Regions from separate parts of the Homo sapiens genome. Here region 2 is linked to region 1. The links are chromatin contacts, found by Hi-C in ENCODE. All regions are on one chromosome and are shown on one strand. Each heading gives the region's core, a stretch centred on a gene start or an enhancer-like site at or near the end of the contact. The rest is flanking DNA. Distances are from core to core; before and after follow the strand shown.

Region 1 (5,937 bases), core at 385-2,884:
TTATCAGTCTTAAGAACTGTGGTGTCAACATGTTATCTGAAATCATTATTGTACAGTGACCATGTCATTGTTGTATCCCCAGGGCCCAGCACGGTGCCTAGCATCTGGTAGCACATATTTGTCAAAAGAACAAAGTATTCTCTAATGGCATCATTCAACTCAGCCATCATTAACTTGGTACCTATTATGTGCTAGGTACCATTGATCCAGAGGTGACTGAGCATGGGTGCCACCTGGAAGAAGTCTCGGTCTAGGGTGGGGACAGAATGTAACCATCGGTACCACCTTAAACACTTCGAAAAGTACTGTGGAGAATGAATGGATGGCAAATGACTTATCAGAGCCAGCATTGAGGAATGAGCCAAGTCCAATGGGAACACAGGAAAAGGACCCTTTGCTCTGCCAGGAGAGTCACAGAAGGCTTTGCTGGTGGAGGATGAGATGCAATTTCAGCCTGAAATGATGAGGAGTTTGTCTTCAGCCATGTGGAGAAAGGAGCATTCCAGGCAGAGGGACCAGTCTGAGCAAAGGCATTCGGGTGTAAAATTATTGCCTAGGATTGGAGTGAAGGATATGTAGCGCTACTGACAAGAGACTCCTCTTCAAGAGCAGGCCACATATCCTTTATTTCCCAGGGGGTGGAAACGGGCAACCTCACAGAGGAATTGAATCATAATGAATTGAAGAAAGAAAAATCTCCTGAAGTTGGCATTATAATTAATAGGCTTAGGCTCATCCTACTAGTCCTCACTTAGACTCATTCTCATGTAGAAACAAAACGTGATTAATCACCTCAGTAAGTGCAATTTCCAAAAACATCCAGGGAAATCTAGGGTCCAGGTGCAGGACCTTTCCAATCTGAGTTGGATTTTGCCTCCAGGAGAGAGCATGGGTACCAGCCAGCATTTTCATCATCTAAGGGTCAGGTGCCTTGAAGTGTCTGCTGGCACCCAGGGAAGAGCCCCCCAGCTTGCTGTCACAGGACACAGCTGCTCCCTTCCTGGCCAGGTAGCTGGCCTCCCTCCCAGAATGGGACTTGAAGCTGGCCGGGCTGCTTGGGGGCTGCAGAGGAAGAAGGGGGCTGCCGGCAAACCTGCTGACTCAGGCTCCACGAGGGAGCAAGTAACACTGGACTCCTTTCGGCACTCCGAGAATGGGGTGGGGGCGTCTTCAAAGGATTTCCCTCCCTTCCCAGTGCTTGTCCCTGCTCTCGGTCCGTTTTCTGCTAAGATTTGGGGATTTTCAGGCCTGGAGGGAAAGTCCCTTGGGACGATCATAGAGCGCTAGCACTGAATCAGCCTGGAGAGCGCGGAAGGAAAGGGTCGGTCCGCAGAGGGCGCGGGGAAGGCAGGGTGGGGACGCGGTGGAGCCCGCGCTCGTTTGCTGAAGGCTTGGAAGTGCAGCGCAGAAGACAGAGGGTGACTAGGAAGACGCGCGAGCGGGGCTGGCCGGCCGGCGGGTGGGGGAGGGGAGGCGGGGGAAGGCGGCTGAGTGGGCCTCTGGAGTGTGTGTGTCTGTGTCAGTGTGTGTGTGTGTGTGTGTATGTGTGTGTCTGGCGCCTGGCCAGGGTGATTTCCCATAAACCACATGCCCCCCAGTCCTCTCTTAAAAGGCTGTGCCGAGGGCTGGCCAGTGAGGCTCGGCCCGGGGAAAGTGAAAGTTTGCCTGGGTCCTCTCGGCGCCAGAGCCGCTCTCCGCATCCCAGGACAGCGGTGCGGCCCTCGGCCGGGGCGCCCACTCCGCAGCAGCCAGCGAGCGAGCGAGCGAGCGAGGGCGGCCGACGCGCCCGGCCGGGACCCAGCTGCCCGTATGACCGCGCCGGGCGCCGCCGGGCGCTGCCCTCCCACGGTAAGCGACGGCCGCGGCGCTGGGCCCGGGACGGGCTGGGGCGGGGGCTCGGCGGCCAGGCGGCCGGGAGCGGCCCCTCGGAGCCGACAGCCTGGGCGCGCCGGCTGCACTGGCCCGGCGTTCCCGCCGCGGACGAACCGCCTTTGCGCACGGACTGGGCCCTGGCGCCAGGGCGGAGGCCGGTGGCGGCCCTGCAGCTGCACCGGGACTGCCAGGCTTCCCTGGGAAACGGAGGGCTGCTCACCCCATTGCACGGAGGGGAACACTGAGCCACCTGCAGGCAGGAGCCCCCGCTCAGCCAGGGTGCCCTGCCTCTCTCCCTACCCGCCACCACCAAGGCACGGGCGGAGTGGCTGTGCGCTGAGTGTGTGCCCTCCCCGGTGGGCACCTTCCTCATCGGCCACACACGTGCTTCCAAGGCCCTGCTGAGGAGTGGGCGCTTCTGGGCAGGGAAAGTTCAGGGGGTCAACCAGCTTATAGAACGCCAGGGACTTGCTGGCAGAGGGACGGAGAGGGGCAAGCCACTGCTTGTTCCAGCCCACAGGCAGGAGCTACGGAGGACTTGGGTGGCTGTTTGGGGGGTGGGGTGGGGGACGGCAACAGCCGGCAAACAGCCCCCCACCCCCGGGGCTGCTTGGGGCTAGCTCAGAATCTCTTTTTCTTGCAAATTCTGGTTTCATCGGTTGGGGAGATTCTGGGCTTTGTGGTGGTTTATGGTGGTTTGCAGTGCTTGAGGAAAATGGAAAGAGGGTTTGGTGTTGCAGAGCTGTGTCCAGGGGCAGGGTCTGCTCCTGACTGCGTAAGGGACGCCCTGCCCCAACTGTGGCGGTAGCAGATGCAGCCATAGAAAGTGAGGGTGGCACTGTTCATGACCAGTCAGTGGGCTCATAATAGATTTGCTTCTGAGGAGTCCTGGAAGAAAATGAGAGGGGAAACCTGGGGGGAAAAGAGCAGAAAATTATTTGGGGGTAGAGGAGAGCGGGCTGCAGGTGAGGTGAGAGAGAAAGGGAAGAGTGGGTCCACAGAAAGAAAGTGCCTCACTGAGAGAGAGGAGATAGAGTTGAGAGGGGAAGGGAGAAGGGTTAGCCATAGGCAGAAAGCAAAGCTTCGGGGCTGAAGGGGAGACCATGAGGAAAGAAGAGAAAGACAAGGGGGCTGTGTTTAGACAGGGGAAGTCCAAGGGCCCGGTTCTGCCAGGTCTCTCCAGAGGCCTTGTTGAGGGGGAAGATGAAATGGAATAGGATAGGTGGCAGAGGAGGCTGGACAGCTGGACTGAGGTGTCCTAGCATCTCTGAGCCTGCAGCAGAGATTCCTTCTGAGGGCTGCTCCCCAGGCAGAAGCCAGGGCTAGGGGTGGGAGGAAGAGGCAGTCAGAGGAGAGCCTGCCCAGCCAGATGCAAGCCAGAGTGTTAACCCCCCACTGTCTGTCCAGATCCTCCTGAGGCAGAATGGAGGCCCCAGGTCCAGGGGTATCCCCTTTGGCCAGCTTCGAAGTCAGCCTCTCATGTAGTGGCTGCACTTTCCCCACACTGATGCCTCAAATGTCATCAAAGCCAGACAGCCCTTGGGGTTAAGCATTGCTCCCACCTTGCTCTCCTCCAGGGAGGTTGTCTTCCTGAGCGGTCCCTTTCATCCATACCATTCACTCCAGACCTTGAGTGGCAGCCAGTCTGGGGTAGATACACCGTCTAGTGGCCCAGTTTCCTCCAATCATTCCTGAACCTAAGGTTTCTGAGTACCTGGGCCATTATTCCCACCCAGGGCAACCTCCCCAACAGAGCCTGAAGTCCCCCCAGCCCCCGTGACTGCCGTCCCCCTCTTCCACACTTTCCCTCCCTCAGATCAGCCAGGATCCTCACAGTCCCTGTGCTGAGTGGTATGAAACTATCCTTTGGCTCTTCCTTCCATGGCTCCCACCCCTCTCCTGCCATCACCTTCTCCCCATCTTTCAAGGCCTCACTGAGGTCCCTGCTCTCTGCAGTCTCCCTGGTCACCCAGCCAGAGCTGCCTTCTCCTCCCCAGAAGAGCTGGCAAGCATTTGGGCTTTTGGTGATATGTAGATTAGCACATTGTTGTGGGCTGTTTCATAGCCTCGTTGTGTTTTTCCAGTGAGCAACTTATTTGCAGTATTTGTCTCAACATCTGGATTATTGAGGCAAAACCCAGAGTCCAGGATAGTGTCAACCTTCACCCTACCCTGCCAGCATTTCCCTGAATCTGGGGGCATCAGCCGCCAGGAGGCTTGGGAGCTCTCAGGAGGTGACCTCAAGCTGGAGAAAGAAAGCCCAAGAGTCTGTCTGCTTTTGGCTGAAGAAGGAGAGACCTAGGGCCAGGGGTAGGGATGAGGAGACCCCAGTGAAGAGAAGGAAGAGAGGAAGGAAGGGGAAAGACAGGGCATCAGGAGCCAGTCCCATCACTCTGGGGCTGAGCAACTACTGGGCCAGGTAGGTGCTGGGAGAGAAGAGGGGTCTCAGAAAACTTCTCTGCCATGATAAGAGGTGGCTGGCTGGAGGCAAAGCCTGATGGTGCTCAAATAGGCAGGTGCCAGGCAAGGGATGGCCCATTACTGGCACTGGTGCCTCTGATTAATCAGCTGGGCTCCTTTTGAAACACACACCCAGGGCTCCAAGATGTCTCTGGCAAGGGATGAGTTCCAGTGAAACTGAGTTTGATCCCACAGTTTTTCCAGTGGCAGAGCCAGATCTGCATGGAACCAGGTGGGAGGAAATGCTGGGCCCAGGGGAGCTGTCTCTGGCTTGCCATCTGAAAGCCGGTGCATGAACATGAACTTGAGGGCAGTTCAAAAAGTGCTTGGCTCAGTGTTGATGTTGCAGAGACAGAAAAAAATGGGTAGATGCAAGTCCTGCTCTCGAGTTTCCTGTGTCATTAAAATTTAGGCTGGTAGGCACACCATCTGTGTCAGTATTAGTTCAATGTATAGTTAGGTTTGGCTGGCTTAATCTGGGAAGGCTTCTTGTAGAAGGTGACATCTGGGTTGTTTTCATGGGAGAACAAGGTTGTGCTGTGGCTGCTAGAAATCCTGGGAAAGCTGGATTTGAGGGATGCTGTATCCTGAGGTAAGGGGCAGAGCCTGTAGCATTGTAGATATGAGGCCTTTGTTTTTCTGCGTTGAGCAGGGCATGGGGATAACTGGGGAGAGTGAGACCTGGGGAGAAATGACACCCTCTCTGTCACAGACATGGCTGGGCTCCCTGCTGTTGTTGGTCTGTCTCCTGGCGAGCAGGAGTATCACCGAGGAGGTGTCGGAGTACTGTAGCCACATGATTGGGAGTGGACACCTGCAGTCTCTGCAGCGGCTGGTGAGTGTGTGGCCATGCTGTATTCTACCTTCTCCCCACTGGGGAAATGAAGGCAGGAGCCAGGGAGCAGGTCAAAGAGAGCAGTTGCAGGCAGGAAAATAGGGCAGTGCGGGACATTGCTTGTGGTTCCCACTAGCTCCACCAGTGATACCCTTCACTAACCTTCCCAAAGTTAGGACCTCTGGTCTCCCCAGCTCGAAGCCCTCTCTGACTGCCCTGCAGGCAGTGGATGCTGTGGGCTTCCAGCTGCTTGCCTGGGTTAGTGATTGCCCAGGAACATCAACCACTGATTCTGAAAAGGCTTCTGAGGTCTGCTGTCCCTCAGTGGGATGCCTCCTCTGGGAAGCTAGCCCAGGCGGCCTGCTGTGTCCAGATGTTGCATCTAGCTCCTGGACTCTCATATGTGGCGCCAGTCTGGCATCAGAGCCCCACCCAGATTTGGAGGGGAAGCGCTTGCCTAACTCCCAGCCTTCCACACTCACTTCCCTGGCTCTTGCCCATACCCTGAGGCTGGGATGGCCTGCTCATCTGGGCCATGAAGGAGCCTGTATCTCATTCTAATCAGACCCATACGTGGTCCAGCCAGGCAGAATCAGGTTGCTGTCATGGCTGCTGTCCTGCTCAGTGGGAATTTACCATTCCTCTGGCCAGCCAGGCAGGGTGGGGCATCACTGGCTAACGCCAGCTCCAGGGCCCTGAGCTTGGGGCCTGTGGGCTGTGCCTTCCGCCTCTCTTGCCCCAGCACTACTTCTCCTGTATGTAGTTGCTGT
Region 2 (5,395 bases), core at 682-3,181, 170 kb after region 1:
TGCAGGGTCCTCACAGGGGAGATTATTTGTAACCACACACAGCCCCTGGGACGTCTGGGGAAAAGCAGCTCTGTAGGCACATTCACACCAGATTTGTTGGACAAAGATGCCAGATATTTTGCTGTTTGATAAACTTCATAAAACAGTGGAGCTGAGTGGTTTTGCTGTTGTCTGAATGGAAGTATCCTAAGAAGCCATGCCAAGAAGATAAATAAAACTGTGGCTGCAGGAGAGGAGCTGAAACAAATGTGCAGCGAGAGGTACATCAAAGTAAAACTAGTTTTCTTGATGACTGGGTGCTCTGTGTGTGGGGAAGTGTGTGTGCATGTGTGTGCATGTGAACATGTGTGTGTGCACACATGTGTTTGTGTGTGTTGGGGCAAGTGTTTGGCAGATACTAGGCCACATCGAGGGGCCCGGAGATGTACCCTGGGCTGTTGCCAACCCTTCTGAAGGCAGCCCTCTACACACCAGGCCTGCCTGGGATTGAGCTAGGATTAGGCCCAGCTACGCTTAGCATAAAAGAAAACCAGCATTAGCCACTGTTGGAGGATTCGGGCGCTGTAGTCAGCCAGCTGAAGGAGGAGTTCAAATTGGAATATCTTTCCTGAGAGGTCAGGAATCCCTCAGTGGGCAGGGTGACCAGTCTCTGTGGGCCAGCTGAAAGATTTATTCTGCATTGATGACAGGGGGTACAAGCTTGGGTGTAAAAACATCGGCCTCTCGTATTTGGCTGTAAACACTCTAGGGTGTGCAGGGGAAATATAGGAGTATGGGATAGAACAGAATGTTGGTTCTGGATGGGAGCTTAAACATCATCGAGTCCAAAGGTTCTTAAAGTATAGGCCTCAGGCCAGCAGCAGAAGCAACAGCTAGGAACTTGTTAGGAAGGCAAATTATGGCCGGGTGTGGTGGCTCACACCTGTAATCTCAGCACTTTGGGGGGCCGAGGTGGGTGGATCACTTGAGGTCAGGAGTTCATAGACCAGCCTGGGCAACATGACGGAACCCCGACTCTACTAAAAGTACAAAAATGAGCTGGGCACAGTGGCAGGCACCTGTAATCCCAGCTACTCAGGAAGCTGAGGCAGGAGAATCGCTTGAACCTAGGAGGTGGAGGTTGCAGTGAGCAGAGATCTTGTCACTGCACTCCAGCCTGGGTGACAGAGCGAGGCTCCATCTCAAAAAAAAAAAAAAAAGGCAAATTGTTGGGCCCTACCCCAGAGCTACTAAATCAGAAACTCTCGGGGTGGGGCCCAACAATCCTTGTTTTCACAAGTTGCTTCTAGGTGATCTTAATGTACTCTAAAATTTGAGAACCCCTGATCTAGTTTGCCATCTTCACTTAGAAATGAGGGAACAGAGGCCTAGAGAGGGAACTTTTGCCAAGAGCACACAGCTAGTTAGGATACAGCCACTCTCCCCCTCACCCATATGGTCTCAGCTATTTATTTTGCAAATAACTTGGGGGGATTTTAATACATTTTTTCTTAGAGGCAATTGTTGTGTGGTTTATATATTTTCCATTTGTTAATAAGCTACTTAGATCAGTAGTGTCGCTGGGACCCAAACTATGGAATTATTTTCCATTAAAGTTCAGGCTCTTGGAAGTGGACTTGGTAGCTACATGGTCCCTTTCCAGTCTGGCCCCAAGCTCAGGTGGACAAGTCACACTCCCCTGGCTGCTCCCCAAGACACTGGCACCATCTTCCCCTGTCTGTCCCCAGATGCCCTCCCTGTAATGACACCACCAGCACCATAGTCTTGCTCTGTGCAGATGTTTTGGTCAATAATCCCTCCCTTAATTTACCAGGCCAAGTGAGGGTGGATGTGGCAAGAATAGTTTCGCCCACTGGCCTTTGCTGCCTTCCTGGGAAGATCTGCCTCTTCTTCCGGCTCTCACAGTGGGCCCAGCATGTTTCCAATATTGCATCAGTCTTTTCCCCAACAGAGTAACGCTTTAATGGGGCAAATTTGTTCTCTGCACGGGAAACATGTGGGCCCTTGTCAGGTGCTGCATCAGAGTGAGTTGCCCTCCACCAGCTTCCTAGATCTGGCCGTGTGAGGAGGCAGAAGGAGCCCTCTGAGACTTTGGGGTGAGTAACTCTTCTAAAAGAGCAGAACCATAATAGACTGTGTTTACATCAGCTCCGATTCCTGGGAAATTCATACAAAAGTTGTGTTGTGGTCTGAATTTTCTAGCAAACAGAGAAGGAAGCAGTTTGTCCAGTGTCACTAGACCTTACTGAAGGATTTTACATGCAGTGGGAAGGAAGAAACCCACTCCCTTCATCCTCCAAAAACCGGGATGGAGATGGTTAGCAAGGGGGTGTGGGAGGCAGCCCAGGGTAGGACAGAGTGTCCAGTCCCTCTTGTCAGTGAGAGCCTTCCTTGACCCCAAACCTTAAGAAATCAAATCCCCACTCTCCTGGGAACTTGGTTTTCTCTTCCGGAGCCCAGATTCGTTCCTGAGCCCCGAAATGCTGAAGCCAGCATTCCTCACCTCCAGGGAGCTGTGACATCCTGGGATGGTTTGTTTGATTCACCAACATCCTCTCTGCTTCCCCTGACCAATCAGGGGTCTATAACTTGCAGTTAAATAATTAAAGTCAATTAAAGTTTATTTCATTTTGAGCATTTCCCAAAGCCCTAGAGTAAATTGGAGTCTCCCTGGAGTATTGCAAAGCCGGGTTTGGAAATCTCAGATGAAGAGAATGTTGGGCAATGGATGATGGAGAAAAAGGAGAAACAAAGAGAAAGAGGTGAGGGAAAGAGCTTTCAGTTTCACTGGGTCTCCGCTTGGGGAGGATCTGGCTGGTTTAATGGTGATTCGATGCAAAAACCGTTGATTCCATTCTGATGTACTCAAGAACAGAGATGGCTGGAGACAGAGACAAGGAGAGTCAGAAAGCGACAGAAAGTAAGTCTCTCCGGGCCTCTCCACCCAGCCAATGACAGTATCACTTCAGGAAGAGACACTCCCTGTTCCCCAACTTCGGTTCCCCCTCCGCCAAAACCGTATGATATTTTAGGGAAGCCCCTCTTTATTCATTAGAAATCGGCTGCTTTGAGTTTGGCCCCTAAAAACTTGCCTCCTGCCCCGGAAGATTTATTTTATTAAATGGTCCACACCTGAAAGTAATTGAGTCTCGGCGTGGGTGCGGGGACTGCGGAGGGAGGGTCCAGGCGCGGCAGCGGCAGTGGCGGCGGCTCTCAGCTCCTCTCCAGCTTCGCACCCTGTGCCTCCGGGCGCCCTAGTCTCCCCGCCACGCCGCGACCTTTCCTCGGCCTCCCGCTCCCGCTTTGCGGAAAGGTCCGGGGCGCGTGTAGGGGAAGGAGAGAGAGGTATGTGGGGCGAGCGGGAGTTGAGCGTGGATGTGGGGAAGGGGGTGCGTCCTGCGTCGCCCCCGCACCCTCGCGTGGCCGGGCGCAGATCCCCGTGCACGGGTCCTCCGCACACCCTTGCCAGCCCGCAGGGATTGTTCGCCGCGTTGGTGACTCCTTCCCAAAATGGGAATAAAAGATCGAAATAGCTAGTAAGCATGCAAAGTTTATTGTCAACCTCAAGTCTCTATAAAACCAGATCAAAGGGAACAGGCGTTTGGTTTCTTCCCAGATCGCTGGGGGGCCTCGGGGCTCAGGAAGCCCCAGGAGTCCAGCCCGCTGCCGCTCACTGCGCTCTTCTCTCCAGCCGGGTCCAAGGGCTCGAGCATCGCAACCTGCGGCCTGAGTTGGCCCCGGGCGCACGCGAGGGAAATGGATGCAGTGCCCGTGAACTTGGGGCCTGAATAATTGATAACAACCCGCTGGGTGCCCGTCGCGCGGCCAGGCCTGCGGGGAGCGGAGCCGGAGGCAGCAAGCAAAGGAAACGCACGAGCCGGGAGCGCGGGCGCGCGGGGCCACGAAAGACCGACCGACTGTCCGACGGGCGGTGGGACAAGAGGACGGATGCTGTGGGGGGGCCCCGGAACCCGCCGCCACAACTCGCGGCCCACGCGGGTCGCAGCCGCCAGCCGTAGGGAGCTGCCGAGCAGCGACGTTCCGCATTCCATCGGGTTCCCGCGCCCTACTGGGCTTGTGCGGCGCAGTGCCTGCGTGTGCTTTCGTTTTCTCAAGGCCATTCTGATAAAACATACGTGCTGGTTCCCTTTCTTTTCTCAGAATGATTCTTCAAGGCGAATGACTCGAAATGGAGATTTCTTCTAACACCGCGTGATCACCGACAACTTTTGCAGGACGGGATGAAACTCCTCTGGGTTTCCAGTCAGATGTGCGAGTGGGCTCTCTTTAAATTATAAACCTGCAGTCTAACAGAGCCTTCAAGGTTATGGCCATGAGAAATGTGAGTGGAGATAAAACCTCACATCTTGAGGATTAACAAGGAGAATTTTTTAGTAGCAAAATTATATTCTCTTTCATCCCACATAAAAAAGAGTTGTAAGTTGTGGACGTTTTCTGCGTGTTATCAGTTTTATGTCCTGTAGAATTCCACCCCTCCAGACAAATTTCCATGCCTGCAGAGCCTGCTCATGGGTAAGACCACATGTCTATTTTCTGTGCCTGCATGTGCTGGCACAGTTATAACGAGGCACTGGACAGTTCTTGGTGATGGACCTTGGGAGAAGGGTCCCTAGATGGGTGGACATAGAGGGTCATTCATGTTTGGACACCTGGGAAAAATACCCAGGACTCCTATTGGTAAATAAACCAGCTGAAGAGGACCTTCACCACTTCCACAGTCTGAAGTTGCAGGAAATTCACAAGCAGAAAAAGGGCAGAAAAGTTAGAGGCCAAGGAAAGAAGATTCTTGCTGAGAGAGAAAGAATACAAAATATAAAGACAGACACAATGCTGAAATACACAAAAGGGATGGAAATTCACAAAATAAAAGATTCTGAGAGGGAAACAGTACAGAGAAAAAGGACAGAAAGAGATGGAATACTGTTAGAAAAAGAGAGAGGACGGGAGAAGAGACAAATGGAAGGAGAAAGAGTAGGTACAAAAAGATGTGGGAGAAGAAAAGCATCAAGAGAGACGAAGAGATAAAGAACCCCAGCCCAGACTAGGGGGAGGGAGGAAAGTATAGAAGCCTTGGAAACTGGGAGCCTCCCCACGACCAGGCACCTCCCCAGGGCCTTGCTTCTCAGGTTTCCCCAGTGCAAGGAAAATCCAGGGAAGCCTTTGTGGGCGCCGTTTGTTTGCTCCAGACCTGGATCTGATGATGCTGTTGATTTGGTTTTTAAACAGTGGGTTTGCAGCCTTCTGGGCTGGGGCAGGGGTCTGCTAGCCATACTTAAACCTGAAGATTGGATTGAATTTCGGCCACTTTGATGGTCCTGTAATCGTCTCCCAGTTTTCTAATTTCCAGTCCCCTCCACCCGGCTGGGGGTTGGAA

What was found. A loop is a pair of places that touch in the nucleus more often than their neighbours do. Pooled maps may share reads with other maps.
Region 2: a pooled map shows a loop between it and region 1 (2.9-fold over the local background). The contact joins the promoter of LINC01397 here to the promoter of CSF1 in region 1. A Hi-C loop is called at or near these places in 1 of 168 maps with a recorded cell type or tissue (transverse colon) and 1 of 50 pooled maps.

Annotation. Positions count from the first base shown.
Region 1 is chr1:109,909,215-109,915,151 of GRCh38, forward strand. It overlaps CSF1 (colony stimulating factor 1), which reads left to right and starts at 1,635. Exons shown (of 9, transcript NM_000757.6): 1 at 1,635-1,848; 2 at 5,045-5,167. The coding sequence starts at 1,810. RefSeq lists silencers at 1,729-1,898, 1,949-2,058 and enhancers at 1,844-2,344, 2,345-2,845, 2,922-3,021.
Region 2 is chr1:110,080,757-110,086,151 of GRCh38, forward strand. LINC01397 (long intergenic non-protein coding RNA 1397) reads left to right here and starts at 1,932. Exons shown (of 4, transcript NR_126382.1): 1 at 1,932-2,096. RefSeq lists a silencer at 3,880-3,929.